Linked DNA regions of Mus musculus: all the other regions are linked to region 2. Evidence: chromatin loops called from intact Hi-C (ENCODE). Cell type or tissue: left cerebral cortex. All regions are shown on one strand. Each heading gives the region's core, and the rest is flanking DNA. Links, peaks and the distances in the headings are about the cores only.

Region 1 (10,688 bases), core at 1,893-9,892, 120 kb after region 2:
GAAATCTGTAAAGGCTTCTGCAGAACCCTGTATTATCTTAGTAAATGTGGATTCTACCCCCTCCCCCAACCCAGGCTTTTCAATCATATCCCAAGCTCTTAAAGTTACAACACAGCATTTTTCAATAACAACATAATCAAAAAGGATTTGTTCTTATAAGTCAACATAATGACCTTCATCAAGTAGCTGGTCTTTAGTAACATTTATCTTCCTTGCTAAATTATGTTGTTCTATTTTTGTGGCTTTGTATCTCTACCATGACAACCATTGTAATTGTTGTCCAGCTTTTAGCACAGCTGGCACCAATCTCTTCTGATCTTAAGGGATAATCCTATCCTGCATAGCCCAGTTATTTAGCTTTCTTTAACAAATGGAGAATGAAAGCCATACAGTACAATAGCCTCTTTAAAATGTCAGATCTATCAGATGCCAGATCAATTTATTATAAGCATAGTCACCATCATTAGCATGCATATGCTACACAAAGACCTGTGTGGGCCCAAGCAAATCCTCTGGTGGTACACTTGGCAGAACCCATTAAGTCTGCACCACCTCCTGCTCTTCCAGGCCCCTTGTCTCATTGTAGTGCTCTGGCTGCCTGGCAGTGAAAGTGTGTTGAGGCAGGAGTTTGCCTTCCAGACTAGTTTGCTTCCTGCTTCCATTGTGAGGTAAATCCCTGATCTCATTCAACAAGCCTGAAGAGTGTTGTTCTCCTCCCACTGTCCCTTTTTGTTTCCCAAGCATTTCTACTTCTATCCACAAACTCTCTAAGTGCACACCCAGCTCTACAATCTCCTCTAACAGAAAAGAGTTGTTGGCATCCCCCCTATACTTTTTCAAAGTAGTTTACATGAAAACTATGAAGGAAAACCAGAAAAAAAAAACCCTCTGGGAGGAAAGCAGGAGACCACCCAGTGGCAACAGCTGCTATTTTGCCAACCTCCTTAAACAGCATTGCTAATCCACCAAAACCTAAGCCATGTTGGGCACTACCTGTAAGCTTATATTTTTAAAACCTACTTTAATAAGGGTTCTTAAATGCTTTAACTTCCTTCTAGTCCACCACGCATCACAGGTAGTGGAAAGGAAAGGTTTATAAGGCAAAAGGAGGATGGATGTGAACCTTTTTAGAAATAGTTTTTTTGGGAAGATTCCAACTTTGTTGTCAAGATATTCGCATTTCAGTTCACACAAATCAGCAACAGTAGCTCAATATGCTCACAAACACCATTCATGAATCAGCATCTACAATTTAATCCAGAAGAAACTGCAAGGCTCTACCAATCAGCCTGAGTCCATGGAAATGGTAAGAACCCACGGGAATATCATAAGAAATTCTTTGGTTCACATCTCTACAAAGTTACAACAAATAATGATTAGCAAAGAAGGCAAGTGAACAAATGCCACAGCTTCTTCAGTGAAGACCAGCGACAGCAGAGCCCAAGGAAGACCAGCAAGAGCGGCAAGGCAAACCAATGCCAAAGCATTGTCCACTGTCTGTTATACTTGTACCCTTTTCAAACTTCACATGTCCTCTCAAGCATCTGCTCTAGCAAAACATCACATGCCCTTTTTCTAGGCAGTTTCTAGAAAAACATCACATGTCTGTTCTCAGCAAGACATCCTCCTAAATGTCTGCTTCAGCAAAACATTCTCTCATAAGACAGTTTCCAGAAAAACATCACATGACACAACTGAGTCTCCAGGAGAACCAGAAATAAATTCCCACCCAAGGCTGCTTTTTTTGTTGTTGTTATTCTCTGTGAAGATATAAGATCTCACAAGTAATATACAGTTTTGCATTAGCATAGGTACGGGGTGTGCAAAGTGAACAATTCATTTAATGAAAATTCCTTGTTCTCTGAGCAGATGAAAGACATCTATCTTTCTTAAGGTACTTTGGATTGTAACCAAACTGCAATATAAATTTTTATTTATGCTGAAAGATCCTGAGAGAGAGTAAAAAATTATTTAAGCCCCTAGACCTGTGTCCAAAATAGACCTCACTAATAGCAGGGAGTAAAAATTTTTATGACCCATTGTTCCAGGATGTACTAACCAAAAAGTAGGCCCCATTGTTCCAGGAAATGTTTGTACAGAATACTCTAACCGTTCCTTAAACCTGTTATGAAAACTTGCTAGCTTGCCAAATGCTATAGCCCAATGCCAGGTGTTTGCAGTTTTTGCCTTTATAAACTCCTTACCCCTTGAGCTCGGGGTCAACTCTTCTACCCCTGTGTGGGATACGAGTCGTACCCAGTGCACTGATCTTTCCTGAATAAACCTCTTGCACTTTGCATCAAGACCGTTTCTTGTGAGTGATTTGGGGTGTCACCTCTCCTGAGTCAGAACATGGGGGAGTCCTCACGTTGTGGGTCTTTCAATGCCTCTTAAAAGAATGAGATGGTAAGTCTTGAGAACTTTGTAGCAAAAGAATTATTGGTTATGTAAGCTGAAGTTTTGACTGAAGACATTTTCATTTCTCAGCTAGTTTCAGAGCTGTTCCCATATGAAGGAATCAGCAAATCATATTACTTCTTCTATTCGGTTTTTTTTATTTCTTCCTTCCTGTCTGTAGCAGAAATCATTAGGAGCTTTCCCTTTGTCATATCTGATTTCTAGGAATCCATAGTCTCTCCTTTCCTGTGGAAATATAGACAAAACCTCTTTCCCAGCATAACACATTCCTGTTCCATTCTGAGGTCAGAACATCTTGAAAATAAACAGGTTGGTTTAGTTCAGCATTTTTTTTTCATAAACGAATGTCTTTCAGCAGCTGTAGTTTGTTGTTGTTATTGTTGTTTTTCATTAGTGTTGTAATAATTATCTCTCTGGTAGTGTGGTTTCATGCTACCTACCCCAAAGTTCTAGGTTCCCGAATAAAAGACATGCACACAGTCTTTACATTTTGATATGCCTTAACCAGTTCAATAGCTGGGCCACTTCCTAACCTCCATGTGGTTAATCAACTTCCTTCTGATAATCCCAAGTTATTACTTACCAAATTCTCTATTCTACCTTGGCTGTCCTGAATCCAGAGGGCTGTCCAGCTGGGCTGCACTCTCCAGGCTAATTCACATGTTGCCTATGCCTCTCTGTCCTCCACTCTTCTCAGGTATGGCTTCTCTACTCTCCTTCTCCTGGCATGGCGAATCTCCTTCTTCCTCCTTCCTCTCTGTCCCAAGCCCAGAAATCCCAAAAGTCCTTATTCTGTCTTCTCTGCCCAGCAATTGGCTGCTGGCATCTTTATTTACCAGTCAGAACCAACTGGAGGCAGGGTCCCTCAGTGTCTTATATACATTCATGTAAGCAGTTTGGGGGACCAAAATTAACATTAATATAAGCAACATTAGGTCAAACCCACTATACATTAGCATTAAAAAGATCAAAATGAATAAAGCATTATGTAAGACTCTGAGAGTCTTTGTTATACCTATTTCTTAAGCATTTTTTGAAGTACAAATAGATATTTCCACAATTGCTTGCCCTGTAGGATTGTGTGGTATGCCCATAATATGTTTTATGTTATAATCTGTACAAAGATTGCTTCATTTTATTAGAGACATATGCTGGATTATTGTTAGTCTTAATTTGTACAGGTATCCCCATAATGACCACAACTTCTAATAAATACATAATTACAGAATCAGCCTTTTCAGAAGTTAAAGGAGTTGCCCATTGAAGTCCTGAACATGTATCTATAGTATGGTGCACATACTTACATTTCCAAACTCTGTTAAAAAAAAATCCACTTGCTAAATTTCATTTCTTTGGGTTGTTTCTTGCAGGTAATAGAGTTTGGTTATATAAAGAACATTTAGGACCTATTTTTAACAATTTCTTTGGCTTGCTGCCAAGTGATAGAAAATTCTTACTTTAAACCTTTGCTGTTAACATGTTTTTATGAAATTCTGGCACCTCAAGCACACTCCTTATCAAGGCTGATAAATGTCATCATTATCTTGTGTTAGAATATCTGGCAGACACATATGGGATCTGATATGGATTATTTACAATGGATTATTTATTCCTCTTTCTAATCATTTTTTTGTAGTTGAATAATCAATGAAGTCAATTCTGAATCATTCATCCTGAATAAGTCCAACAGTTTCTATACCAAAACAACCCTTTCTGCATATTGAGAGTCAGTTACCATGTAGGAGATTCTTGAAAATCTAGTTAACACCATAAGAATTGCATATAATTCTGATTTTTGAACTGACTCATAAGGACTGTCAACTACCTTATTATTTTTAACTCATATTCTGCCTTATCAGATTTATTTGTGTCACTATAAAGTGTAGGAGCTCCGTAAAATGGTGTCCCTTTTATTATATGAGAAATAATCCAATTATTTTTGTGTAAGAATATTTTTGCTGTTTGGTATTGGGACCAGTGAGAGGCCCCTCAGCGTGTTTTTAATAAGGGGTTACCCCATTTGTCTGTTGTTGACCCACATTCTTTAGTTCAGTGTTGGCCTTTGCCACATCTTTTGCATATACTAAAAGGCACAAGCTCTCTTTTGGAATCAGTTTGGTTTTCTCTGTCATTTTTTAAAAATTACTTTGTTCATCACAATTAAGACATTTGTGAGTTTGCCTTTTCTCACAACTGTTAGAAATGGCTTCTTCTATTCGGGTTATCTCAGGTAATCAATAAAATCTGATTATCAACTGTATTCCTAATCCATTCATCAATAGGTGGTGATCACGCTCTCAGCAGTCTGATCACCTCTTTGAGGAAAGATTCGATTAGTTCCTTCCTAACGAGTAGAACTGATATCTTTCTATCTTTAGCTGAAGTTAATCTTTGAAAAAAGTCAGTGAATATTTCTTTTGGAACTGGTATAACCTGAATGAATGGTTTGAGTCTTTTTCCTGTCTCTTCAACCTTGTCCCAGGCATTTAAGGCGGGTATGTGACATAATGCCAAGGTTTCTTCATCATATGTGGCTTGTATGTCTATCTCAGCATATTGACCTTCACCTAGCAGCTGATCTTAATGTCTCTGGCTTTATTTCTCTGTGCTGTCTCCATAGCCTCTTCAGTCTACCATGAAAGCCATTGTAACTGTAGCCCAGGTTCTAATATTGCTCTTCTCCCATCATTCCGAAAGTCTTGGGGGATTGTTCTATTTTTGATTGCCCAAGAAGTCAAGATTTGTTTTATGATTGGTGAATGCATTCAAAATTTAGTAACACTTTTGTTAACCTTTCTCAAATCCAACACATCCACAGGGTGTCATTTGTATCCCTCATAAACCTGTGTGTGTTCTGCGTCTGCTGGTCCTTGTTGTGTACTAACCAGATGAGTGGAAGGTTGTTTTCTAACAACTTTTGGTTGACTTTATGTTTATCTTCTGTCTCTACATGAATATTTTTCTTAGCTTTAATTAATTAATGTTTTGAACTTCTCTTTTAAGGTCTTTGTCCATATTCTTTATGTCACTTGTTTTTGTATGTCTGCCATCTTAGCATTCTGTTCAATCTGATTTGTAAGTTCTTGTATCTTCTGCTCTAATGTCTCCTCTAAATTTTCTCTCCATGCCTCATTTTTCTTCCACTTCTTCAATCTGATCTATAAATTTTTGAACATTTTGTTCCAAACCTTACTTCTATGTTTTATTTTTCTGTGTTTTGTATCTCTAATATCTTTGTATCTTATATCTGTATCTTATTCTGATTTATTTATTTTAGTAAGGTCTCCTGTAATGTTTGCCTCCAAATTTCACCCATTTCTTTTCCTGCCTCTCTAAGTAGTCTCCATATTCTGACTTATAAATTTTTATTCTATCCTATAATGTTTGACACGATAAACTAAAATGCTTATTAAGGTAAGAATGAAATTTAATAATATAATAAATGTAACCAGCAATGTGTCATTTTCCTCTGTTTTCTATCCCCTTTCAACCATTTAAAATAGTATTACATAAAATCCAAAAAGTCTTTATTCTGTTTGTCATCTTTATGTGTCTATTTCTCTCCAAAATTATTTAACCTCAAACCCCTTTTATTTGATCAGTTTTCTGTGCTTCAATTTGTTTTGTGTTCTTTGTCTCCCTCTGATGTTCAGCTCAGGACACTGCAGCAGTTGGTCTTGTTTTAGCTATCCTGTTTTGTTTTTGTTTTTTGTTTGTTTGTTTTGTTTTTCTGTATAAAGTTGAGAATTGTTCTTTCAAGAGCTGTAAAGAATTGACACTGTTGGTCTTCAAATGCTGTTGCCATTCCCTTCAGCTCTCAGAAACTAAGCCACCAACCAAAGAACATACACAGGCTGGTCTGAGACCCCTGGCACATATATAGCAGAGGACTGCCTTGTCTGGCCTCACTGGGAGAGGACTAGCCTAATCCTGTAGGGACTTGATGCCCCAGAGAAGGGGGATACCTGATGAGGAGGAAGAAGTACTCTCTCAGAAGTCAGTGGGAGGGAGAATGGGTAAGGAACTCTGGAAGGGGGATTAGGGGGAAACATTTGGGAAGCAAATAAATAAAATAATTAATTTTAAAAATTAATTTAAAAAAACAAAAAGAAAATATCTGTAAAGAATTATGTTGGAACTTTGATAGGGATTGCATTGAATCTGTAGATTGCTTTTGGTAAGATGCTCATTTTCACCATGTCAGTCCTCCTGATCCATGAGCATGGGATAGCTTTCCATCTTCTAAATGGAAAGAATTATACCATCTAGAATTGGTGTAATTCTAGATAGCTAGAATTACACCAAGATATCTTGTACCATTTGTGCCTATTGTGAGGGATTTTGTCTCCCTAACTTCTTTCTCAGCTCCTTTATCACTTCCATAAAGTAAGGCTCCTGATTTCTTTGAGTTAATTTTGTATCCAGCCATTTTGTTGAAGGTGTGTAGGAATTCTCTAATAGAAATTTTAGGGTCACTTGTGTATCATATCATATCATTTGTGAATAGCAATATTTTGAACTTTGTGTCCCTTTGATCTCCTTTAGTTGTCTTATTGCTCTAATAGAACTTCAAGTACTAGACTGAAGAAATAGGGAGAGAGTAGACAGACTTGTCTCGTCTCTGACTTTAGTGGACTTGTTTTGAGTTTCTCTCCATTTAATTTGATGTGGGCTATTGCCTTGCTGTATGTTGCCTTTATTGTGTATGTTGTATCCCTGATCTCTTCAAGGCTTTTAACAAGAAGGAGTATTCGATTTTGTCAAAAGCCTTTTCAGCATCTAGTGAGATGATTATGTGGGTTTTTCCCCCCTATGGTGGATTAAGTTGATGGATTTTTGTCTATCGAACCACCACTGCATCCCTAAAATGAACCCTATTTGATCATGGTGGATGATGGCTTTGACATGTTCTTGGATTTAGTTTGTGAGTATTTTATTGAGTATTTTGCATCAATGGTCATAAGGGAAATTTGAATGAAATTCTCTTTTTTGGTTGAGTCTTTGTGGGCTTTAGGTATCAGGGTTTCTGTAACCTCATGAGTTTGGCAATGTTCCATCTGTTTCTATTTAGTGAAATAGCTTGAGAACTATTGATATTAACTCCTCTTAGGAAGTTTTGAATGTCTGGTAGAATTCTGCACTAAAACCATCTGTCCCAGGGCCTCTTTTTTTTTTCACTTTTAATGATTGCTTGTAATTCCTTAGGGGTTATAGCATTATTCAGATAGTTTAGCTAATCTTGATTTAACTTGGGTAGTTGGTTTCTGTCTAGAAAATCATCTATTTCACTTAGAATTTATTCAAATTTATAGAATTCCATCTTTTCCAATTTTGTGGAGCACAGGCTTTTGAAGTAAGGCTAATGATTCTTTTAATTTCCTCAGTGTCCATTGTTATGTCTTCCTTTTTATATCTGATTTTGTTAATTCGTATACAGTCTCTTTGTCTTTTAGTAAAGTTGTCTAAGAGTTTGTCTATCTTGTTGATTTTCTCAAAGAATCAGCTCTTGGTTCCGTTGATTCATTGTATTGTATTGTTCTCCTTGTTTCTCATTGATTGATTTCAGTCCTGAGTTTGATTATTTCCTGCTGTCTATTCCTCTTGGATGTGTTTGCTTCTCTTCTCTTCTCTTCTCTTCTCTTCTCTTCTCTTCTCTTCTCTTCTCTTCTCTTCTCTTCTCTTCTCTTCTCTCCTCTCCTCTCCTCTCCTCTCCTCTCCTCTCCTCTCCTCTCCTCTCCTCTCCTCTCCTCTCCTCTCCTCTCCTCTCCTCTCCTCTCCTCTCCTCTCCTTTCCTTTTCTTTTCTTCTCCTTTCTAGAGCTTTCAGATCTACTTTTAATTTTTTAGAATGAGAACTCTCCAATTTCTTTTCTTTCTTATTTGTTTGTTTGTTTGTTTGTTTGTTTTGAGACAGGGTTTCTCTGTATAGCCCTGGCTGTCCTGGAACTCATTTTGTAGACCAGGCTGGCCTCGAACTCAGATATCCACCTGCTTCCCAAGTGCTGGGATTAAAGGTGTGCACCACCACTGACTCCAATTTCTTTATGAAGGCAATTAGTACTGTGAACTTTCCTCTTAGCACTGATTTCATAGTGTCCAGTAAGTTAGGGTATATCGTGCTTTTAATTTTCACTGAATTCCAGAAAGCCTTTAATTTCATTTTTATTTCTTCCCTGACCCAGTGATCACTGAGTAGAGAGTTGTTCAATTACGATGAGAATGTTCTTTCAAGAGCTGTAAAGAATTGACACTGTTGGTCTTCAAATGCTGTTGCCATTCCCTTCAGCTCTCAGAAACTAAGCCAGTTGTTTGTTGTGTTGGTTGTTGTTGAAGTCCAGCTTTAATTCATGGTGATCTGATAAGATGCAAAGGGTTATTTAGATTTTCTTGTATCTGTTGAAGCTTGTTTTGTGGTAAATTTTGGAGAAGGCCACATGAGGTGCTGGGAAGAAGGTTTATTCTTTTGTGTTTGGGAGAAATATTCCAAAGATAGCTGCTAGTTCCATTTGAATCATAACCTCTATTAGTTTCATTATTTTTCTGTTTAGTTTCTGTCTTGATGCCCTGTCCATGGGGAGAGCAGGATGTTGCAGTCTCCCACTATTAATGTGTAGGGTGGGGTTCAATGTGTGACTTAAGTTTAATAATGTTTCTTTTATGGTGTTGGTGCCCTTGCATTTACAGCATAGATGTTCAGAATTGAGATGTCCTCTTGGGGGATTTTTCCTTTGATGGGTATTACATGTCCTTCCCATTTATTTTGTTTACTTTTGGTTGAAAGTCTATTTTATTTTATATTACAGTTGTTACTCCAGCTTGTTTCTTAAGTTACTTTCTGTAATTTTAAAAAATATTTTTATTATGTATTTTCCTCAATTACATTTCCAATGCTATCCCAAAAGTCCCCCCACCCCCCACCCCCACTTCCCTACCCACCCATTCCCATTTTTTGGCCCTGGCATTCCCCTGTACTGGGGCATATAAAGTTTGCAAGTCCAATGGGCCTCTCTTTCCAGTGATGGCCTACTAGGCCATCTTTTGATACATATGCAGCTAGAGTCAAGAGCTCTGGGGTACTGGTTAGTTCATAATGTTGTATCTACAGGTTTGCAGATCTCTTTAGCTCCTTGGATACTTTCTCTAGCTCCTCCATTGGGGGCCCTGACTTTCTGTAATTTTAATGTTGGTGGTGGAAGTGTGTGTTTGCATGTCTGTGTGTGTGTGTGTGTGTGTGTTTTCTCTTCTATTGATTTTAATAACATGAAATTATTTATTTCTTGTTTTTTCTTGAGTGTAGTTATCCTCACTGGATTGTATTTTATTTGTTTTCTAGTATCCTCTGTAGGGCTGGGTTAGTGGAAATATATTATTAAAATTTGTCTTTGTCATGGAATATTTTTGATTTTTCCATTTACAGTGATTGAAGGTTTTGCAGGGTATAGTAGTCTGGTCTGACATCTGTGGTCTTTGGGGGTTTGCAAGACCTCTGACCAGACCCTTAGAGTCTTAGCTTTTAGAATCTCAGTTGAGAAATTGGATATAATTCTGATAGTTCTACCTTTATATGTTACTTGTCCTTTTTCCCTTGCAGCTTTTGATATTCTTTCTTTGCTCTGTACACTTAATTTTTTTATTATTATGTGGTGGGAGGGTTTTCTTTTCTGGTCCAATCTATTTGATGTTCTGTATGTCTCTTGTACTTTTATAGGCATCTCTTTCTTTAGGTTAGGGAAATTTTCTTCTATGAGATTATTCTTAGGTTTAGTCTTTTCATTGTGTCCCAAATTTCCTGGATGTTTTGTGTCATGAACTTTTTAGATTTTGCATTTTCTTTGACTGAGTGCTGATTTTTTCTATCATATATTCTATGCCTGAGATTTTTTCTTCCATCTCTTATATTCTGCTGGTGGTGCTTATGTTTGTAGTCCTGTTCTCTTCCCTAGATCTTCCACCTCCAGGATTCCCTCAGTTAATGTTTTCTTTATTGCTTCTATTTCCATTTTCAGGTCTTGTACAGTTTTATTCATATCCTTTGCCTGTTTGATTGTATTTTCCTGTATTTCTTTATATTTGTTTGCTTCATCTTTTAATGCCTCTACCTGTTTGAATATATTTTCTGGTATTTCTTTAAGAGATTTATTCATTTTCTTGTTAAAGGCCTCTATCATCTAAAACTGGATTTAAGATTATCTTTTTGTGCTTCAATTTCATTAGTATATCCAGGGTTTGCTGAAGCAGGATAGTGGGCTCTGGTGGTGCTATACTGCCCTAG
Region 2 (10,688 bases), core at 1,903-9,902:
GGGAACTGCAAACATGTACACAGACCATGCATATAAAAGAAAATAATTAATCTTTAAAAAGGAGACCATCGTCTCTTGTTCTATCATCTTCTCAGCTGTACAGAGCTTTTTCCTTTTGTGACGCCCCATCTGTAAAGCATCGACCTGGAGCACTGGGCGGTTGGACCCCTCGGCGACAGAAAATCTTTCCCCAAGCTTACACACTGTGGGTATTGCCTGTTTCCTTCAATCTCAGTGTCTCAATTTTCACATTTATGTTTTGTCGTTTTTTTAAAATTAATCATTCCATTCATTTGCATCTCAAATGATATCCCACTTCCCGGTTACCCCTCCATCAACCCCTCATCCCACACCTGCCCTCTCCCCTCCCCTTTGCCTGTATGAGGCTGCTCTCCCACCCACCCACACTCCTCTGCCCCACCGCTCCAGCAACCCCTCTACGCTGGGGCACCAAACTTCCCCTGGAACCAAGGGCCTCACCTCCCACTGCTGTCAGGCAAGGCCTTCCTCTGCTACATATCTATCTGGAGCCACGGATCCCTCCAGGTACGCTCTTTGGTTGGTGGTCCAGACTCTGGGCGGACTGGGTGGTCAGCCAGCCTATGTTGTTCTTCCAGTGGGGTTGCAATCCCCCTTCGCTCCTCCAGTCCTTCTGCCAGCTCCCCCACCAGGTTCCCTGAGCTCAGTCTGATGGTTGGCTCCAAGCGTCCGCCTCTGCATTGGTCAGTTGCTGGCCCGACCTCCCAAGGAACACCACACTAGGTTCCTGTCAGCAAGCACCTCTTGACTGCAGCAACAGTGTTGGGTTTGGTGTCTGCAGACATGATGGATCCCCAGGTGGTGCAGTCCCTGGTTGGCCTTTCCTTCAGTCTCTGTTCCATTTTTTGTCCCTGTTCTTCTTTTGGACAGGAACATTTCTGGGTTAAACTTTGAGATGGGTGGGTGGCCCCATCCCTTGACCAAGGGCCATGACCATCTACTGGAGGTAGTCTCAACAGGTTCTATATCCCCCTTCATATATCCCCTGTGCATTTTAGCTAAAGTTATCCCTGTTGGGTCCTGGTAACCTCATGTTTCCTTGGTGTCTGGGACCCTCCAATAGGTATCCCCAGTTTCTCATTCCCCCTGTTACATATTTTTGTTCAATTTCCTGACCCTCTGTACCTCTCTTGCATCTCCTCCAGGTCCCCCTCTCCATTTAGAATTAGTTTTTTGCCTGGTGATTGATAGGAATCCAATTTCATTCCTCTACATGTGAGCATCCAGTTTCCCCAACATCTTTGTAGAAAATGTCTTGTTTTCAGTGTGTGTTGTAGATGGAATACTTACACATATTCCTGTTGGGGTCTTGGATATGACTCCGCTGGTCTCTGTATCTATTTTTGAGCCAGTAACACATTGTTTTAATGACTATAGTGCTGTACTATAACTTGAAGTTTGGAATGGTATTGAGATTGTTTTGACTGACTGAAGTCTTTTGTGATTCCATGAAAGTTTTAGATTAATTTTCCTTTCTTCTTTTCTATTTTGTAAAGAATGTGGTGGGGCTTTTGATTTGCACTGCACTGAAACGGATTATACCTTCAGATAGACACATCATGCTCAAGTTATTAACTCTACTGATCCAAGAGCAGGGTCTGCCTTTCCGTTTCCTATCCCCACCACCACCACCTCTTTTCCCTCTCTTTCTGTTTCTCCCCCTCCCCCTTTCCTTCTCTCCTGAAATTTAAAGTTTTCCTTGTAGAGGTCTTTCACCTCCTGCGCTAGGGCTTATTCATAAATATTTAAATTTCTTTCAGGTTATTGCGAAAGTGAGTGTATTCGCCATCTCTTCCTTATGTTTTGTTTTTTGTTGGTGCATAGTCAGGCTATGGACTCATGCAAGTTGATTCTATACACGGGCACCTTGCTGACATGGTGTTTTATTTCTAGTCTGACATGGTGTTTCATTTCTAGACGTTCTCTGGCAGAACATTGAGGGTCTCTTACAGATAGTATCATGTCGTCCACAAACAGGGGAGTTTGACTTCTTCCTTTCCTATTTGTGTCCCTTCACCTTCCTTCTCCTGTCCTAGTGCTCCCTCTAGTGCTCTGAGCACAGTCTTGAAAAGGATGGGATTAGCAGACAGCCCTGTTGTATTCCTGATTCCAGTGAGATTGCTTCAAGCTTTTCTCCATTTAGGCTGATGTTGGGCTTAGGTTTCTCATCTACAGCTTTTAATATGTAGGAAAATGACCCTAAGGTCCCTCTAGCCCTTCTATCACTGGGACATATAGGATTTCAGGGAAGCTTCCCCCCCTATATTTATGGAGATGATCAGATTGTTTTTTGTCTTTCAGATCATTTATGTGGTTCGCTGCATTTAGTGACCTGTGTGTGGTGAGCCAACTTTGCATCTCTGGGATAAAGCCAACTCAGTCATGGTGGATAATCTTTTTGATAGAAGTCTGTATTTGGTTTTCAAGTGAGCATTTTTTAATTCTATGATCATTAGGACACTCTGTCTCTTTGTCTCCCTGTCTCTGTCTCTCCATCCTTCCCTCTCCCCTTTCCTCCCTCCTCCCCTACTTTCTTCTCTCCTTCCTTTCCTCCCCTCCCTCCCTTCCCCTCCCTCCCTTCCTTCTTTCCTTTCTTCCTTCTTTCCTTTCTTCCTTCTTTCCTTTCTTCCTTCCCTCTATCTTTACCTGGTTTTAAATTGCCCAAAACTGGTTAATAAAAGATTTATAGAAGGAGTTTGAAAGCACTCCTTCCATTTCTGTATTTTTATTTCTTTCTTGACCTGTTCATTATGCATTATGTAATGAATGAGTTGTTTAATCTCCAGTTGTAGGGGACCTGATGTCCACTTAAGTCCTGTGAGGTCACCAGGCACTCATGTGATGCTCAGACATAAGTGCAGGCAAAACAACTATCTCCGAAAATTTAAAGATTAAAAAAAGGAGTGAATGACTATACCTCATGATTATTCTCAATTCAATGTTAGTATGATTATCATTATTTTAAAAAATTTTGTTGATTCTTTGTGAATTTCACATCATGCATCCCAATCCCACCCATCTCCCCGCCCCTCCGTAGCCAATCTCTGCCCTTGCAATCTCACCTACAAAGGAAACAAAAGAATTTAAAAAACTAAAAGAAATCATCTTGTTGAGGAAGCTGTGGTGTGTCACACAGTACACCCTTTTGCCCAAACAGCTTTACTTGCAAATATCTATCTATCTTAGTCAGGGTTTCTATTCCTGCACAAACATTATGACCAAGAAGCAAGCTGGGGAGGAAAGGGTTTATTCGACTTACACTTCCATACTGCTGTTCATCACCAAGGAAGTCAGGACTGGGACTCAAGTAGGTCAGGAAGCAGGAGCTGATGCAGAGGTCATGGAGGGATGTTCCTTACTGGCTTGCTTCCCCTGGCTTGCTCAGCCTGCTCTCTTATAAAACCCAAGACTCCCAGCCCAGAGATGGTCCCACCCACAAGGGGCCTTTCCCCCTTGATCACTAATTGAGAGCATGCCTTATAGTTGGATCTCATGGAGGCATTTCCCCAACTGAAGCTCCTTTCTCTGTGATAACTCCAGCTGTGTCAAGTTGACACAAAACTAGCCAGTACACCATCTTAATGAGCCTGGTTCTAGGCCTCTGGCTTCTGCTACACTATCAATACTGGGTCCTCACTGGGACTCCTCTCAGACGTCCTGTTGTTGCCCTGTGTCATGGAGATCCTGCAGCTTTGGATCTGTAGAACCAGCCCCTTCACATGCTCCAGCAGATCATGTTAGTGTGGACCAACTCAAAGATATAGATTTGTGTTTGGGTGGTAGCTGAGTTAGTTGGTCAGCCTGCCAGCTCTCCTGAGCTCATGTCACTAGGGCCAGATCTCCAGTACTGTCCCTGCAATGGTGGGGCCAGCTGTCCTGCTCTCAGACCTTTGGCCTGCTCTTCTGTGCCCACATTACCAGAGCTAGTTCTCTCATGCTGCTCCAGCAAGGGTGGGGATGCTCTCCTCAGTGCTTCAGCCACAGAGGGACAGGGTCAACTCAGTGCAGCCCTTGGACAACAAAATGGTCCGAGGCAGCAGTCCACACCAGGGACTTCCACATGGCCTTTGGTGGTAACATGGACCATGGACATCAACACAGACCCCTGCTTATGCAGGGCCACTGACCCAGACACGGTCCTCAGTAGCAGCGTGGACTGGGCCTCACATGCCCTCAGGTGGCAGCCCAGGCTGCTCACATCAGGCTATTCCTCACCATCCTCACTTTTCCAGTTCTGCCTCTCTTCACTGTGCACACACCACTCTGCTTCTCTTTCTCTCCCATCTCTCCACCATTTACTCGCTCATCATAATGGTTGACAGACCTCTGGGTGTCCCGCACCCTACCCATGCCACAGTGGTGGACAGGGGCATCAATTGTCATTGTTTCTAACAAGTAATTATTATAATCTGCTGCTAGGTTACTCGCTGGCTCCTGCTGTGTTGAGGTGAGGATGCATCTCAGTGGCGAGAACCTGCCTTTCCTTCTCTGACAGGGGTCAGAATCTGTGCTCTCTCCGTAGTGTATGCAGTGGTAGACGCACTTGCTCTCATTTTAGTGTATAGTGTGGTGGGTGCACTTGCTGTCATTCCTCTCTGACCCTTGCCTCTTCCAACTGCCCAGACTACAGGCATAACACAAAGACAAACGTTATAAATGGAGAGCCACTAGGAGCCCACTTTTTGGGGACAAGTGAGCCAACTGGAAGGGAGGATGTGTGACATCACACCAAAGTATATTTCTCCACCAAGCCACCAAAGTGCCTTATGTCCTCGGGAACAGGGTGTCCCCTTTTCATTTGTGGTGGCCATGAAAGAGTGATAACAACAGCTATGTCTTTTCCTTTTTATTTACTTACTTATTTATGTATTTGCTGTTTGTGCGTGTGTGCCTATGTTTGTCTGTCTGTGCTCTTCTTGACCAGTAAACTCTAGAAAGGTTTTCCTAAGATATCTCTCTCTCTCTCTCTCTCTCTCTCTCTCTCTCTCTCTCTCTCTCTCTCTCACATAACCCAGGTCCTGAAATTACTTACATTGTGCTATAGCTCTCTGTAACTGTGGCATAACAACTACATGGGTGCTGGTATACAGCATATATATATACTCAACAAATGAGTATGCTGGTATGCAGGTAAATGAGTAGGTGACACGTAGTTCTATTATCTCACACCTGAATGGGAAAACATTGGACACGGTGGCACCCGCCCATTGTACCTGAAACTGAGCGGTAGGTGCTGAAGGATCATCATCCATTTATAGCACCTTGACCTTGTAGCAGAGACATGATGTGCAGGGCCATGGCTGAGCAGGACTACTTAGACAAGCATAGCTCTCACCTTCCAGCCAACCTTTGTGTGTTGGAGTGTGGAGGGGAAGAGGGCCTCCATGCTGCCTTCCAGACTCATAGCTTTTTGGGGGAGAATCCTATGCTTAAGTTCATTTTGACTTATTCGCTTTTTTACTTCAGTTTTAAATCTGATGTAACTGGATTTTATCTGGAATTCAGCAAGCCCTACTGATTGTCCTGCCTCTGTTACCTTCAGGACACATTATGTCACCACCTGGCCCAGGTCTTCTTCCTGAGCATTGAGCAAGCCTTGAAAGAAAGTGGCCTCTCTTAAGTCTTTTAAGTTTATTATTATTACAACACATTGCCAATCACCAAGCATTATTATATATTTAACATTTACATTATTTCTGGGAGCTATTGAGGGGAGAGGAAAGAGGCCTAATAAGATCTCTTGGCCCTCTTCCCGGTGCGGTCATAAATCTCTCTGTTCTGCTTTTTACCATCCTCTTGGCCTCTTAGCTCCTCCCTTCCAAGATCTGCATGCAGTGATTCTTCCAGGTTTTCACTTACTCACTTATTTCTGTGTAATGCATTCGTTTCTACAAGAGAGGGTCCCTATCTACATTGAACCAGCCATCTGAAGCATCATTTGTAGTTATTACATACAACGGCCACTAGATGGCACAAGCTCCCTTTAGTATGGGATGGAGTGTGCTGGGCACTCGTCCTTTTTCTCTCCTCCCCTTGTCCCCTCCTGTTGATTCTTTGGATTCTCAGTTTTTCTTTACCCTTTATTCTTTCTGTGAATTTTAGACATGCCTGCTCCACAGAGAGTCTCCATCCCCAAAGACAATAGTGAGAAACTCTGAGCAACACAGTGTGTGCCTGATATTTCCCAATGTCACTGACCTTGAAGGAAAATGATTTTACTCTATTCTGACTGGTGGGTTTCTGTGGAGCACGAGAACCGTGCCTCAAGAGGAACTGGTGGAACTGGCGAGGTAGAGCATATTCAAACCCCCCAGAAATCTCAGAACTTGAGGCCAGCAGGAGTGGAACTGGCTTCCTCCAGGTTTCTCCGCCTGCCTTGGAGGTGTAACCAGGCAGCCCTCAACCACGTGGTCACAGGTAGTCGGGTACTTACCAAGCACCTGGAATGCCTCTCCATGCTAATGAGGCATTTTAGTAGCCTTAGCCTTCAGCCAGTGACCTTTTTCCTCCCTAGATAGTCTCACACCCTTCCCCTAAACTATACAAACCCACCCCAAATAAAGGAATGTAAACAAGCTAAGATCATCCCAGAAAGCGGCTTCATTAAAGATTGTCAGAGAAGGCCTTTGCCTGAAAGGACCACAACACAGAGAAGGACTCCCCCTCTGCTGCCCCCTCCCACCCCCACCTCATTCCCCACCCTTCATTCCCTCATCCCCCATCTTACCCCACCCTCCTATCCCTCTCCACCCCCGACATCCACGCCCCCAACCTCCCCTGCTCTGGACCTCGATCCCAACTGGACCAGTATCCCACCTGTCCAAGACTCTGCTTCACCCCATCCTGCCCTGATTGGCAGTGGTATCTGAGATCTTGGAGGGAAGAGATGGACTGTGGACCCCACCTGTTCCAGACTTCACCCAGTCCTCTCCGAGCAGGTGTATCAGTGACATCCGGATACCCTGACATTCTGGAAGAAGCATCCCAGTACATCATCCTGTAGTCTTTCCCCTCATACCAACAGCATTTATTTATTTGTTGAATATTTATGTATTTACTCATTTATTTATTTAGAGGTGCACATATCTGTGCATGTGAAAATAGAGAGAGATGGAGACAGAGACAGACATACAGAGGCAGAGACAGAGAGACTTTGAAGGCCAGAAGAAGGTTTTGGATCCACTGGAAATGGAATTACAGAAATTTAAAGGAGAGAACCAACGGACAGTTTGCCGTCTGACCTCCAAACACTCACTATGACATCCTTGCTGCTCATCTCCCCACTAAATAAGCAAGTAAATCAATGGGTCCTGCACACATGGCTTCCACCCCCAGCCACACAAAATAAAACATTAAAAACTGGCTGGCTTTTGTCACAAGTCAGAAGACTCACAGTGAGGGTCAGGTTGAGAAAAGAGGCTAGTAAGAGTGGGCCAGGTTCCATTTCTACAGAATTAAATCTTCACTGTTCCACTTCACAGTCCAATCTGCCCTGTGCCAAAGACTGTAGTACTGGCAAAAGTGTCCAGACAGACTAAAGGCATCTCCAAGCAGTGACAGAAATGTAGGGAGATTTTTGTTGTTGTTCTGTGTTTGCTATGTAGACCAGTCTGACTTTGATCTTGCCTATCCCCTGGTGTATGCCTCATTGTGATGGTTTGCATATCTTTGGACCAGGGAGTGGCACCATCTGGAGGTGTGGCCTTGTTGGAATAGGTGTGACCTGGTTGGAATGGGTGTGTAACTGTGGGTGTGGGTATAAGATCCTCACCCTAGTTGCCTGGAAGTCAGTCTTCCACTAGCAGCCTTTGGATGAAGACATAGAACTCTCAGCTCCTCCTGCACCATGCCTGTCTGGATATTGCCATGCTCCCACCTTGATGATAATGGACTGAACCTCTGAACCTGTAAGCCAGCCCCAATTAAATGTTGTTTTTTTATAAGACTTGCCTTGATCATGGTGTCTGTTCACAGCAGTAAAACCCTAACTAAGACACTCATGAGTGCCAAGATTAAAAGCATAGGCCACCACACCCAGTTTAGTATGTGTTTCTTATATTAAATATTCAACATCACTCAATAAACATGTAGAAGGTGCCTGGCATCTTATTTTATAAAATACATAAGAACAAATTTCAGAGGCTCAAATACTTTTATGTCAAAAAACCTCATGCTATAGAATGACTTTGAAAAAAAAAATTCCAGTTTCATGGATCTAAAGAGATGGATCAGGAATTAAGAGTAAGCACTAGCTGCCCTCCCAGAGGATGTAGGCTCAGTGATCTCTCTTAAGTGGCAGCCGACAGCAGTCTGTAACTCGAAGACCAGCACAAACACTAAGACCAAACCTAGCCATCCCTTTACACCTAAGCCTAACTAGAAAACCAACCTTGGAAATACGACCAATGCTCTCCTTAACCCTATTTACAACCAAAACCTTAGTCACTAGCCCTAACCCTAACCCTAACCCTAATCCTAACCCTGTCTAACCCTATCCTTGACCCAAATCTTTCATTAATCACAATCAGACACTAGTCAACACCCAAAACATAAACTGAAATCTATCCCTAACAATAAAACTAGGTCTGAAACTAATCGTAATACAATTTCTAACATTAGCTGTAGCCCTACCCTAAAGTTCACTGGACACTATTTCTAGTTTTAGCTCTGAAACTAATCGTAATTCTAAATCTTACTATAGCCACACATAGCTCTATTTGTAAGCTTACATCTAACCTGAAACCTAATTATAGCTCTAACCTTATCTTAAGCCTATGGCTAGCTGTAACTGAACTCAGACTCTTCCCCTAAAGTTAGAGTTGCAGTTAATCATAACCCTAACATAAGATCTAAACGTTACCATAGTCTAAGTTAGCCTTAAATGAAGGGTTAATTACCTAATAGTCTCATACCTAACCATAAACTTAATAGTCACTCTAACACTAATATTGGAAATGAATATAAACTGCCTCTAGTCCTAACACTAAACCCAACCATGACCTTAATGAGACCCTAGCAAAAACCTTGACCCTATATTTAGCCTATATATTAAGGTTATATCTGAAAATAACCATAAACCAATTTCTTACATTAGTTTTACCCCTTACCCTAATGCTATACTAAGCTTTACCCCTCCCCTGAGTCCTAAGACAAATCCTAGCTCTGCCATGACCATAAATCAAGCATAAATATAACCCTCACATACCTATATCTATAGGTATAGACCTAACCCTATTCCTAACCATTGCCCTAAACTTACTGTAACCTTACAAGCAAACTTAACTACCATAACCCCATCACTGATCATAACCATAAACCTAGCACAAACAATAGCCACATCATGAACTTAGCTCTAACCCTGTGTATAACTTAACCAGAAAAACTAAGCAAAGCTCTACAACTAACCCCAATATTGTCTCTAACTCTAGTCTTAAGCATAAAATTAACCCTCAACGTAGTCCTAATTCCTTCCTAAGCCTGAACAATGAACCTTAACCCTAAATAGCTCTAGGGTTAGACCTAACTCTAGTAGTAACCCAACACTATCTCTAATCCTAGACATAACTTGAACCAAACCCTAGATGGCACCATAAACTTCCAAACCCAAATATATAAATGGCCCTAAACAAAATTCTAACCTTAAATCCTGGAGGAGCCTTTAGGTCCAGGACTTCTTTTTAATTACCCAAACTGGATATTCCAGGGGCTTCTAGAGGGACAAATGTGTCCCATGTCTAACTGGTGTTTAACAAATTGTTCTAAAATTGTTAATATCTCTGTGTTTAAAGGCCATTCTTATAGTCACATAGGATCTTCTGTGACTCATTAATAAGGTATTCAACAGTGACCCTTAGACTTGGGGGTTCTTTAGATCTTGATATTTTTAGTAATCTTCTATTTGGAGGCATTCTCCCTCTTCTCCACTAGCAAGGACCACATTTAAATCTTCTAAGAAAGTGCTTGCTGACAGGAGCCTGATATAGCTGTCTCCTGAGAGGCTCTGGCAGTGCCGGACAAATACAGAGGTGGATGTTTTCAGCCAACCATTGGACTAGCACAGGGTCCCCAGTGAAAGAGCTAGAGAAAGGACCCAAGGAGCTGAAGGGGTTTGCAGTCCCATAGGAGGAGCAACAATATGAACTAATCAGTACCCCCAGAGCTCCCAGGGACTAAACCACAAACCAACAAGTACACATGGTGGGATTCATGACACCAGCTACATATGTAGCAGAGGATATAGCCTTGCCAAACATCAATGGGAGGAGAGGCCCTTGGTCTTGTGAAGGCTTGATGCCCCAATGTAGGGGAATGCCAGGACAGAGAAGCAGGAGTGGGTAGGTTAGTAAGCAGGGTGGGGGTGGGGGTAGGGGTGGGAGTGGGAGAGGGGATAGAGGGTTTTCGAAGGGGAAACCAGGAAAGGGGATAACATTTGAAATGTAAATAAAGAAATATCTAAGAAAAAAGAAAAAAGAAAAAAAGAAAGAAAGAAATTTCTACACAGCAAGTTAGTGGCCATATTGGCCACTAGGGGTCTAATGGTCCTGTTTGTTCTATCTGGGTCTGTCCAAAAGGTTTGGGTAATGAATGCTCGGAAGCGACCACCTACCCCCATCAGATGAGGTCCTGGTGGGGAGGTTCAATGTGGAGGA
Region 3 (10,688 bases), core at 1,351-9,350, 350 kb after region 2:
ATGCTCAGCATGGCGGTCTGCATTTTCAAAGCTGTGCCTGTTTCTCCATGTAGGCACATCTGAAGCTGGTATCTAGCGTAACTTAAAGCATTTGCCTCGGTTGGTAGGGTGTGGTGGCTCCCGCCTGTAGTCCCAAGCATGGGGAGGCTAAAGCTGCACTCTTGCTTCAGGTCTGATTACACGGTCAGACCAAGGTCCCACAGTAAACAATAGTGGAGTCCAGTGAGGCTCAAGGTTGGTCTGCTTCTCCTACCTGGCTGTCAAGTAGGAGGGTTTCAAAGGACAGGTGACCAGTCTCCCCGAAGGCACTCTGAGTGTCTCTGGGGTTGGACAGTAATCAAGATCTGTAGGAGATGAGGATCAAGCTCAGTAATAAAGTGTTCATCTGGCTTGCAAGAGCTGCTGGGTTAAATTCCCCACCACAAGGAGAATGGGAAGGATGGCCCGAGGGAAAGGAGAGGAAGGTGAGGAAGCAGTAGAGGAAGCAAAGGAGGGGGACGGGAGGAAGAAGAGTTCCTTTGGGATTTTAGAAAGTCAGAACTGGGATCCTCTGGCACTGCAGTGACAATGGCCTGGCTCTGCTGAGAGCTACCAGAGCTGAGATCCTGCTCTGTCCACTGGTGACCTCAAGTCACCACGGCTCCCTAGCAGAACGCTCCTGAGAGGACCCCACTTCCACCTCACAGAGAGACTTGGAACAATGAAGGGAAGACTGATAAAACTCTCGGCACAGCTCTTACAGATAGTGGATCAACAGGACCTACTATGGTAGATCTTTAATTCAGTGAAGACAGAACAAACCTATGTCATCTCTAGGAATGGGTGCACACACTCCAGAGCTGCTGCTCCCTTCTCTCTCCCTAACTGGAATCTGTCCCTGTGGAGAACGTTGTATCAGTCTCTCCTTTTCCTTCTCTCTAGGTGCCAAAGGTGACCAAGGTCCCCCTGGCCCCCCTGGACCTCCAGGGCCTCCAGGCCCTCCTGGAAGCAGAAGATCCAAAGGCCCTCGGCCACCAAACGTGTTCAACAGCCAGTGTCCAGGTTGCCAAGCCCTGCCCACAGGGATCCCACTCCTTATGCTAAAGATACCCTCTTCCAGACTTTGTGGCCAAATTTTGAAAGGAGATATTGTCCTAAATGAGACTCATCCTTGAAATATGCTCCTAGGAAGTCTGAATGCCTGCCCTGGGAGTGAGGACTATGGTCAGGCCCAGCACCGAGCCTATTGCTCCTTCCCTCACTGGTCTCCCCACGCTTACCTCCATGATGGGACTCTTCCTGGCCATATAACCCTCTCCCCCACCCCCACCCCCAAGGAGCAGGGTTTTATTTGGTTTGTTTTTAATTACTGTCACAAATCCAAGACACTGTGCCACTAGGTCCCCTGAGAGCAGCATCTTGAGGCCTAAGCTGTTAGCAACAAATTCCTGAGAGAATAAGAAACTGGGAGATAGTGGGGCAGGCAAATTGGTTAACACTGTGCAGAGAACAATCATAGAATCGCCATCACTATCCATAGTATGGGGGGGGGTGTTGAACCCAGAGCCCCATGTTTACCACTAAGCTATACCTGCAATCCTCTGCCACTTAGTTTTGAGTGCTAAGCCTGCCAGGCACAGTGCTCAGTACTCATTTCTTCCGATTCCCATGACTATCCTAGGCTATGCTTCTTTCTAATTCACAGAGAGAAAACAGACAGCCAAGGAGTGACCTGGCCCCACTCAATTCAAAAGTTCCTTAGAAACAAATGATAATAATAATGGAAAATATTTCAATAGTGGATTTAGAACTAGAGGTTACCCAGAATGCCTTGCCTGTCTTAAAACTACAAGGCACAACTTGAGCTGCCATTTCAGCAGCAGCTGTGGAGGAGGACCAGGACTTTCTCCAAACGCCTGCATTGTTTGGAATAGTGTTCTTCCTGGATATTCCCAGGGAATGGACCCAGCTATCAGTGAAACTCTGGTTGGGAGTCTGAGGCTTGGGCTTGCTAAAAAGCAAGCATCCAAGAAACATGGTGGAGATGTTATAATGGGTACATTTGGGACTTTTCGAGGAAGTGGAGGTTATAGATACAAAGCCACCAACCCATTGTGACAACCGCATTGATTGTTGTCATTGTAGGGGAGACGTGTGTCATACCCAATGATGATACCTTGGTGGGAAGAGCTGATGAGAAAGCAAATGAACGCCATTCACCACAAACAGGTACAAACCCCAGCACCTGGGCTGGGGTGCACCTTAGTGCCGGGTGTGTCTCTCACCTTCACAGGCCCTGAGTTCAATTCCCAACACCACACACAAAAATTCCATTTGGAAATTCAAAACTGGATGCCTTAATTGGCTGGTATGTAACTCTCTTTTCTTCTGACAGAATCTATGATCACTTCCATTGGCAACCCAGCCCAAGTCCTAAAAGTGAGAGAGACTTTTGGGACTTGGATGAGAGAGTCTGCTAACAAAAGTGACGACCGCATTTGGGTGACTGAACATTTTTCAGGTACTTCCTTCCAGAGATGGTCCATTTGGTGCAATCCGTTGCCTATCTTCAAGCTTATTCTATACCCATGTGTCTGAGATCTCCACTAGTGTTAGTATAAGGCTCCTCATCTTAAAAGGCACAACTAAATGTTTAGAACACTTTCCTAGCTTGAACGTGTTGGTTGCAAGCTTGGTAGTTCAGGTCCCAGACACATGACAACTACAGGGTAAACTCAGTGATATCACAATAGCCAGACGGAAATAAAGAGCACGACAGCCACAGGTTTTATCAACTAATCCATACCATGGAAGAGATATAAAAGACAAATTATGGCCTACAAATACTAACCATCTGGCTCTGTGATCTGGCGTGTTCCGGATGATATGACCTTAGCTATAAAAGCCGAATTCTGTGCGCACAGCCTATTGTTCTCTGAGTTTGATACCATCCTATGAGAGTACATTTGGCCATATTTCTCACGTATTTGTTGGATGGCGCCCAGGGGAGAAGACAAAGAGCCAACTCACAGCCTCTCCATGTCCGAACTTAGGCCTGATCACACTGTCCCCAAAGGATGTAGTTAGAGTGGCTGGTGGTAATAAGAGTGGCTTCATTCCAGAAGGGTCTGACAGTACACATCAGTTGGCAAAAAGCTAAGAGCCGCTGCTTTCCTTCATCAACACTAACTGATGAGTTCAGTAGTAACCTCTGTCTACCAAGCTGGGGGCTTGGGGCTCAAAGGAAGAGTGAAATGCAGTATAGGGGCAGCAGTGGTCTTGGTGCTCAGGAAGGGATAGGAGGCAGCAAGCTGTAGCTGTCCAAACACCAAATATTTGTTCCTGGGGCAGGCTTGTGCACTTTGATTTTATAAATGCTAAAGAGCAAGGTGGGTGGGAGGGGACAGATATTCTCTCGGCAGCCTGACCGTTCACGGGCAGTGCTGTCCTTGCTGGTGGGTAAGAGTCTCCCTCCTCCCCTCCCCTCCCGCAGGCATCATGGTGAAGGAGTTCAAAGACCTGCCGGCGCTCCTCAATAGCAGCTTCACCCTCCTCCACCTCCCACATTATTTCCACGGCTGTGGGCACGCTGTTTACAACAACTCTCTCTACTACCACAAAGGAGGCTCCAACACCATAGTGAGGTGAGCCGCCGTGCCGGGCCATGGCGTGCAGTGTCCCCCACAGTGTGCACACTATGTCCCTCACAGTGTGCACACTGTGTGTTGTCTTCTGCCATTGTCTAGATGTGTTCTGTCATCTTTATGTGCCTAGGCAGATCAATCAGGGTTTGTCCCCCTCAAAGGAATGGTAGAATACAGTGAGGGAGTCCCACACCCAGGCCCCTGATGATGTGCACCTGTCACAGAGTTTGCTGTTGTGAGAAAGATGGTCGTTGTTATACTCAGAGTGTAGTAGTCTACCACAGTCTTACCAAGTTGCCTAGGCTGCTCTTAATTTCTCTGTGTTGCCAAAGAAGGCCTTGAACTTGCTGTTATAGACCACTCACAAGTGTTACATACCACCAGAGTTCCTTTATTTAAGCCTGTGACTAGGCATTGACTCCTGCCACAAAGAACTCTTCTCCCTATGTAAGGCAGAATAGGGTTTATAAAGAAAACCCAGAATTACATCAAACCAGAGGCAGCAGGGGGTCGACATTTTCAAAGGTTTCAGCTCAGTTGATAAAACAGTTGGTGTTGTGAAACAACAGGTAGAAACAACAGGTACATGAGAGCACTCTGCTCTGCAGGATGTCCCCAGTGGGGACTGCGGAGCAGTGAGGTGAGGTGCAAGCTGGAGTTAGCCAAAACTAGGACCAAAATGGTCACTTGGGGGCATTTCACTTATAATCCTTCCACCTCAGCCTCCCGAGTCCCCCAGATTATAGCTTTGTACCACAAACAGGCTTGGGTGGGCTGTGCTGACTGGGTAGGGGACTTCTCCTCAGCCTAGGCCTACACCAAACCACAGGCCTAGAGTAGGAGGAGGAGCAGGGTGTATCGAAGCTGCAGTTTCTGTGGACAGACAGACACCTGCTCCCTCAGCCCTGGGGCTGGACCACAGGACAGAGTTGCTAGCAGTCAGGCGCTGGTATGGCTGAGTCCTTCCCAAGTGCTTGCTCTTCTCAGACCCCTTTCCAGTTTAACTCAGGTTTCTTAGTCTGCTTCTGTTTGCTGTGCTTCCTAAATGGCTAGCAGTCATGGGATCCTCCTGTGCTCTGCCGCTCAATAGCGCCCTCTGGTGTTTTCTTTTAGCCCAATATCCCTGACTTATTCCCAGATTCAGCTAGTGGTTGAATCATAATTCACTTTTTTGATATTATTTCTGTTTGGAGTCTTGGAAATCAGATCCCAGAGCTAATGGGCATGGAATCCCACACAAGAAAATTGTTTTCACAACCTTTACTATATCTCTTCTCAGCTAGTGGCCTTTAGTTTAAATTTCTCTTCTCTCTCTCTCTCTCTCTCTCTCTCTCTGGATATTTTATTTATTTATATTTCAAATGTTATCCCCTTTTCTGGTTTCCCCTCTGGAGACTCCCTATCCCATCCCCCACCTGCTTCTATGAGGGTGCTCACCCACCCACCCTACCTCCCCACCCTGGCATTCCCCTACACTGGGGCATGGAGCCTTCACAGGACCAAGGGCCTCTTCTCACATTGATGCCCAAAAAGGCTATCCTCTGCTACATATGCGGCTGGAGCCATGGATTGCTCCACGAGCACTCTTTGGTTGGTGGTTTAGTCCCTAATTAAAATTTCAGCATGAAATAAAGGAATAACCAGCCAACTTGGGAGTTTTAAAACTTAAATTTAGGGGCTACAGACGTATTTCAATTGAGGGAGTGTTCGAAGCTCTGGGTTTGCTCTTCAGCACACTATAGAAGCAAGGCTTGATGGTGTAATCCCAGCACTTGGCGGGTGGAGGCAAGAGGAGTAGATGTTCAAAGCTATCCAAGCCACATTGCTAATTTGAGGACAGTCCTTAACACCACACTACTGCCTCCCTTGCTTCTGCTAGCACAGGCTAGTCACTGCCTTCACATCCTTGCTGCTCAGAACATCTCTGAAGGACAAGTAGAAAAGTTTCCTGGAGCCTTTTGGCAACAGAGAGCTCCAGGCCTTAGTCCACTCTTGGTAACTCAGCTTAATAAGGAGCACTACAAATCACCAGTGTCCACCAACATGTGTGGCCTCCAGCTTTTCCATCCGGTCCCTTCATTCTGACTCTGAGATGTCTTATATATGGATAAATACTTAGGCTTTGGCTTGTTCCAGGACTAGCTTGTAACCTATTTAACCCATTTATTTGATTTTATGTCTTCCACACAGCTAGTTACTTCTCGGGTCATGCAACCATCTTCTCCAGAGCTCAGCTCCAATCTCCAGAATCTGACTCTTTCCCAGAACCCCCCCCTCTCTCCCTGCCAGAACTCCCACCTCCTATGTCCTGCCTCAGTTCATTGCCATAGGCTTTTTTTTATTGACGGGTGATGCTTCCACACAGTTCACGAGAATTCTTTCTACAGACATGTTTACTCCACTCTAACTTGCTTTTCGAAAAATGTTTCAGATTTGAATTTGGGAAAGAGACACCTCAGACTCTGAAGCTGGAAAATGCTTTGTATTTTGATCGAAAATACCTCTTTGCAAATTCCAAGACTTACTTCAACATAGCAGTGGATGAGAAGGGCATCTGGATTATCTACGCTTCAAGTGTGGATGGCTCAAGCATCCTTGTAGCACAGCTGGATGAGAGGACATTCTCCGTGACACAGCACATCAACACCACATACCCCAAATCCAAGGCTGGCAATGCCTTCATAGCCCGAGGGATCCTCTATGTCACAGACACCAAAGATACGAGGGTCACGTTTGCCTTTGATTTGTTAGGAGGAAAGCAAATCAATGCAAACTTTGATTTCAGAATGTCCCAGTCTGTTCTTGCCATGCTGTCATACAACATGAGAGATCAGCATTTATACTCGTGGGAAGATGGCCATCTGATGCTCTATCCTGTGCAGTTTCTGTCAGCGGCATCAAGTCAGCGGTAGGGTTCCCTCGGCTGTCTGCTCCCTCTCTATACTCCACATTGTCTAGGGTTTGGTCAAGCCCAACAGAAAGCTAGCCGGTAAAGGATACCCAGGCACTCGGAGCGTAAGCCCATGCCACGGGCTCTTGCACAAGCGGCGAGTCCGCTCTAAGCCAGGTTGTTGAAATAGCTACAGATTAGAAATGGATGTGGAAGAGATCTGGTGACCCAGTATCCCTCCTCAAACTCAGCAAGTTAGCTCTCCCCCGACCGTAGCGTCCCCATAGGTAATACGAAACATCTGAGTATGACTGACATTTCCTCTTCCTAGATGAAATTCTGTGATTCTTGCCTGATTATATATTAGAATGCTTTCTGGATTCTTTTTTTTTTTTTCTCCACATGTAAGTGAGCTTACTTGCAGCTTGAGGGGTGGGCCTTTCAGTGATGACTTATTTGGTATTTAGGGAAGGTGCACTGGCTCTTATGGCTTCTAAGGTTTTATTTTATTCATAATTTGTTATTTTCTCTGAATATTCACCTACCACTACAGAATGATCATTGTTTTCAGCTCCTAAACACAAATCCAAGATTAATAAACAAACAAACAAACCATGAATAGATACAGGCTCAGAACTCTAAATGGAGCTGCATCAGGCCCATAGGCCATCTAGATGCTGTCAATTTCTGATCATATTGTTTGCTGCTGGGAAAGTAAACAGGATATCTTCAGTTCGTGGTCCCTTTTGCCAAGGCCATGGGATTGTTATCAGAGTGTCAAACACTAAGTGGCCAATAATCTGGTTAGAAGCATGGAAACATGATGGTTTTTTCAGAAAACAGGCACCATTTATACTTACTGTTTAGAATGAGGGAAGGCAATTGGCTCAAAGGCCAAAGTCAGCTTAGCTCTTTTTCCTGTACCATCGCATCCCTGCACCTAAGAATCTCGCCTCAGAGTGTGTCAGCAGTGAAGCAGAGCCGCTCTGTAAATCCTGAACCATTACTGCCTGGCCTTTACAGAAAGAAAGAAAAAAAAATGTTGACCTTTCATCTAAGGACAGGGAACGAGCCAGGTTCTCAGAAGGGCTCACTCCCTGAGTCTGGTTAGGCTTTCTACGGACTGACAGGCAGCATTTTATGTGGCTTGGGCTTTGGCAGAGGGAACAGCTAAGGACAGCATCAGATGGAGTAAGAGAACCTCCAGCCGTGGAGATGTTCACTCCCACGTGGTCCTCAAAGTTGGGTCTGTCCTCTTGGATAGCAAGGATCTAGTTTAATTGGTTCCTACAAGACCTTAAATAACCACGTTCTCTGTCAACTCATTGAGTTCCAGGCAGGCCTGTGGAGCTTCAAAGAGGAAGCTGTGGATTTCATCGCCCCCCCCCCCCCGGAATATAGAAAAAGACACTACAGAAACTGTCCAGGAAAGACTGGCCAGCTGTTCCAAACCCACTCTCAGTGGGCCTGTGACCTGGTTTAGTTTTTTTAATAGAAGCATCTTGAGGCTTGGGGTATGCATTTTAACTATTTAACTTTCCCTGCCCTCTGAAAGCACCCAGGCAGCTGTTACTGGTGAACCTGTTGAGTTCTCAAGGTCATGGGTCCCAAAGCTTCCCCACTTCTTGATTAGATGGTTTTGCAGTTGGTCATCACAGCTTTTAAAGATATTCTCTCAGATTCATTTGTTGCAATGTAGAGTTCTAATGTTTCATCAGTGTATCTAATGAATGGTATTGTTCTTTTAAAGTATTCAAATATGAGATACTGTTTCTGAGTGCGGTAGACCTGGATATACATATAATTCCATTTTTTTATTACTTAGTAGCATTGCTGAGAATAGATACAATACTAATTGTACATACAAGCAAAATAGTTTAGTTATTGAATTAGCTCATTTTTAATATCTGAACTAGCAAATGTCTTAGCTTTCCTTTACTTTTTTCTTTCTTTTCCTTTCTTTTCTCTTCTTTTCCTTTCTTTCCTTTCCTTTTCTTTTCTTTTTTTTAAAGCAATGTCTTTGTGTTCGCCCAGACTTATCACAAACTCCTGCTTCAGATTCCTGGGTGCTGGGACCACAGGCACAGTGGCTCTTTGACTCTCTTAATTGTGTGTAAGGAATCATACATATACTCACGATTAGAGAAACTCGTCTGAAGATTTTGTTTCTTTTCATGGTTGTTTCTTTCTTTCTTTCTTTCTTTCTTTCTTTCGTTATAGTGTAGTGGGATTAGAACAAGTAAGGTTGACTGGTGTTTAATGAATTTATCTTTGCAGAAGGAAAGGAATTAAGGTTTTATTCCTTTTCTTGCAAACAGGACTTCATTCTATATCACTCAACACAGTGTTTCAGGCTCACTGCTAAAATAGTGTGCACATCTTATATTTTTAAATGAAGATAGTAATCAACCCTGCTGTCACTTGTAGCCAAGCTGTTCTAAAAGCACTTCATTTATGTCTGTATGAAATCAAGTGATTCTCCAATTCCTCTGAAATCTAAAGTAGATACCATTATACTAGAAACCACACCTTCCAGCTTCAAAGGTAGGCCAGACTCAACATTTACAAAGCATTTCTATTAACTAATATAGAGTCCAACTAAGGTTGCAGAGTTGGCTCTGGCCTCAATGTATCATGTATCAATGTATCAGAGAACGTGGTCCGGGCTGAATATTTCAGATCAATTCTGGTGCTGGGCTCATTCGAAGTCTTTTTACCCTCATAATCAAATGACAAGGTGAGATGACAAATGAGGAAGCACAGTCCTTGAAAAGTCACTCGTCATCCTCCAAGCATAGCAAGTACCTTACTCAGGCATTGCCTGTCTGGTGTTGAGCTACCTGAAGGAAAAGTGGGGGGTGGAGCTCTTCAGTTTTCATCAGTGCTGTGGCCTTATTTATCTCATAATCTCCCATCAGTAACCACAGATTCTAAACGACCAGCAAGTAACAGTTGTAAGTAGTAAAATAAAATTATCCTGAATATAATCACATGTAGAAACAAGTGTATTGTTATTTTTACCTCATGGTGTATGCACATGTGTGTGTGTGTGTGTGTGTGTGTGTGTGTACATTGGGGTAGAATTATCTTGGTGGTTTCTCTGTAGAAACCCTGTTTGCTAGTTCTGTCAGAATACTGGGCAATCTAAATTAACACAAGACTGTTCTTGCTATAGGAAAACATGGAAACTAGACATGTTCTAGTATGTTCTCCGTTGTTGTGATGCATACACCCTGATGACAAGCAACTTGGCGAGGTAACTTGGGTTTATTTGAACTTACACTGTAGTCCATCATATAGGAAGCCAAGGCAAGAGCTAAGGAAGAGGACCATGGAGCAAGGCTGTTTTACTGCCTTGGGCTCAGCCAGCTTTCTCCCACAACTCAGAACCAAGTGCTCTAGTGTGGCTCCGCCCACAGTGGGCGGACCTTCCTAAATCATCAACCCAAACAATTGCTCACAGGCAGGAATGCACACTAACATGATGGAGACACGTTTTCATGGGACGTTCCCTCTTCCCAGATGCATCAAGTCAACAGCCAAGATGAGGTGGCACAGAACTGTATACACAGAAACATATATACAGTGGAGATTGGATAACACGTGGGGCAAGGTAACGGAAAAACTATCCAGAATAAAGAATAAAAATAGCAACTTTAAAAAAACAGATTTGTCTGAATTTGGACCAGTCCCAATTCCTTGGAAAAGAATGGACTACAAGTGTGCTGGATAGTTTTATATCAATTTAACACACTCTAGAGTCACTTGGGAGGAAGGAACTTCAATTAAGAAAATGCTTCATAAAATCTGACTTTACATAAGTATGTAAGGCGTTTTTGTAGTCACTGATGTGGGAGGGTCTGGTTTATTGTGGGTGAGACCACTTCTGGGCTGGTGGTCTTGGGTTCTATAAGAAGCAGGCTGAGAAAGCCATAGTAGCAAGCCAATAAGCACCACCCCTCCACGGCCTCTGCACCAGCTCCTGTCTCCAGGTTCCTGCCTTCCTCCAATGGTGAACAGTGAAGAGGAAATGGACACCAAATAAACCCTTTCGTTCCCAGTTTGCTTTTATGATCATAGTGTTTCACTGCAGCAATAGAAACCCTGACCAGGACACTTACTTTCCTTACATTCTATGTGGAATGCTCTAAAAACCGCATAATACTTAAGAAATT

What was found. Hi-C counts contacts between places; a loop is a spot of excess contacts. Peaks named below come from ENCODE experiments on the same cell type or tissue, not always from the same donor. Only the 100,000 strongest peaks of a DNase experiment are listed, where the experiment ranks them.
Region 1: a loop joins it to region 2, with 7 times the contacts of the local background. A loop is called at or near these places in 31 of 42 quality-filtered maps.
Region 3: it touches region 2 in a loop (6-fold over the local background); 24 of 42 quality-filtered maps call a loop at or near these places.

What each region holds. Positions count from the first base shown.
Region 1 is chr9:54,106,868-54,117,555 of GRCm38, forward strand. No RefSeq gene overlaps it. Among named protein-coding and RNA genes, the nearest start is that of Tnfaip8l3, 44 kb to the left of the region's middle. In left cerebral cortex, for the core only: a CTCF peak has its summit at 6,067; a DNase peak (open chromatin) is centred at 6,073.
Region 2 is chr9:53,985,106-53,995,793 of GRCm38, forward strand. No RefSeq gene overlaps it. Among named protein-coding and RNA genes, the nearest start is that of Elmod1, 15 kb to the left of the region's middle. In left cerebral cortex, for the core only: CTCF peaks have their summits at 2,081 (motif pointing left), 5,997 (motif pointing right) and 9,623; DNase peaks (open chromatin) are centred at 2,089 and 6,000.
Region 3 is chr9:54,332,282-54,342,969 of GRCm38, forward strand. Gldn (gliomedin) reads left to right here. Exons shown (of 10, transcript NM_177350.5): 6 at 922-1,041; 7 at 2,125-2,208; 8 at 2,375-2,500; 9 at 3,473-3,623; 10 at 6,055-9,496. The coding sequence ends at 6,535. Among named protein-coding and RNA genes, the nearest start is that of Gldnos, 36 kb to the left of the region's middle. In left cerebral cortex, for the core only: a CTCF peak has its summit at 4,728 (motif pointing left); a DNase peak (open chromatin) is centred at 4,708.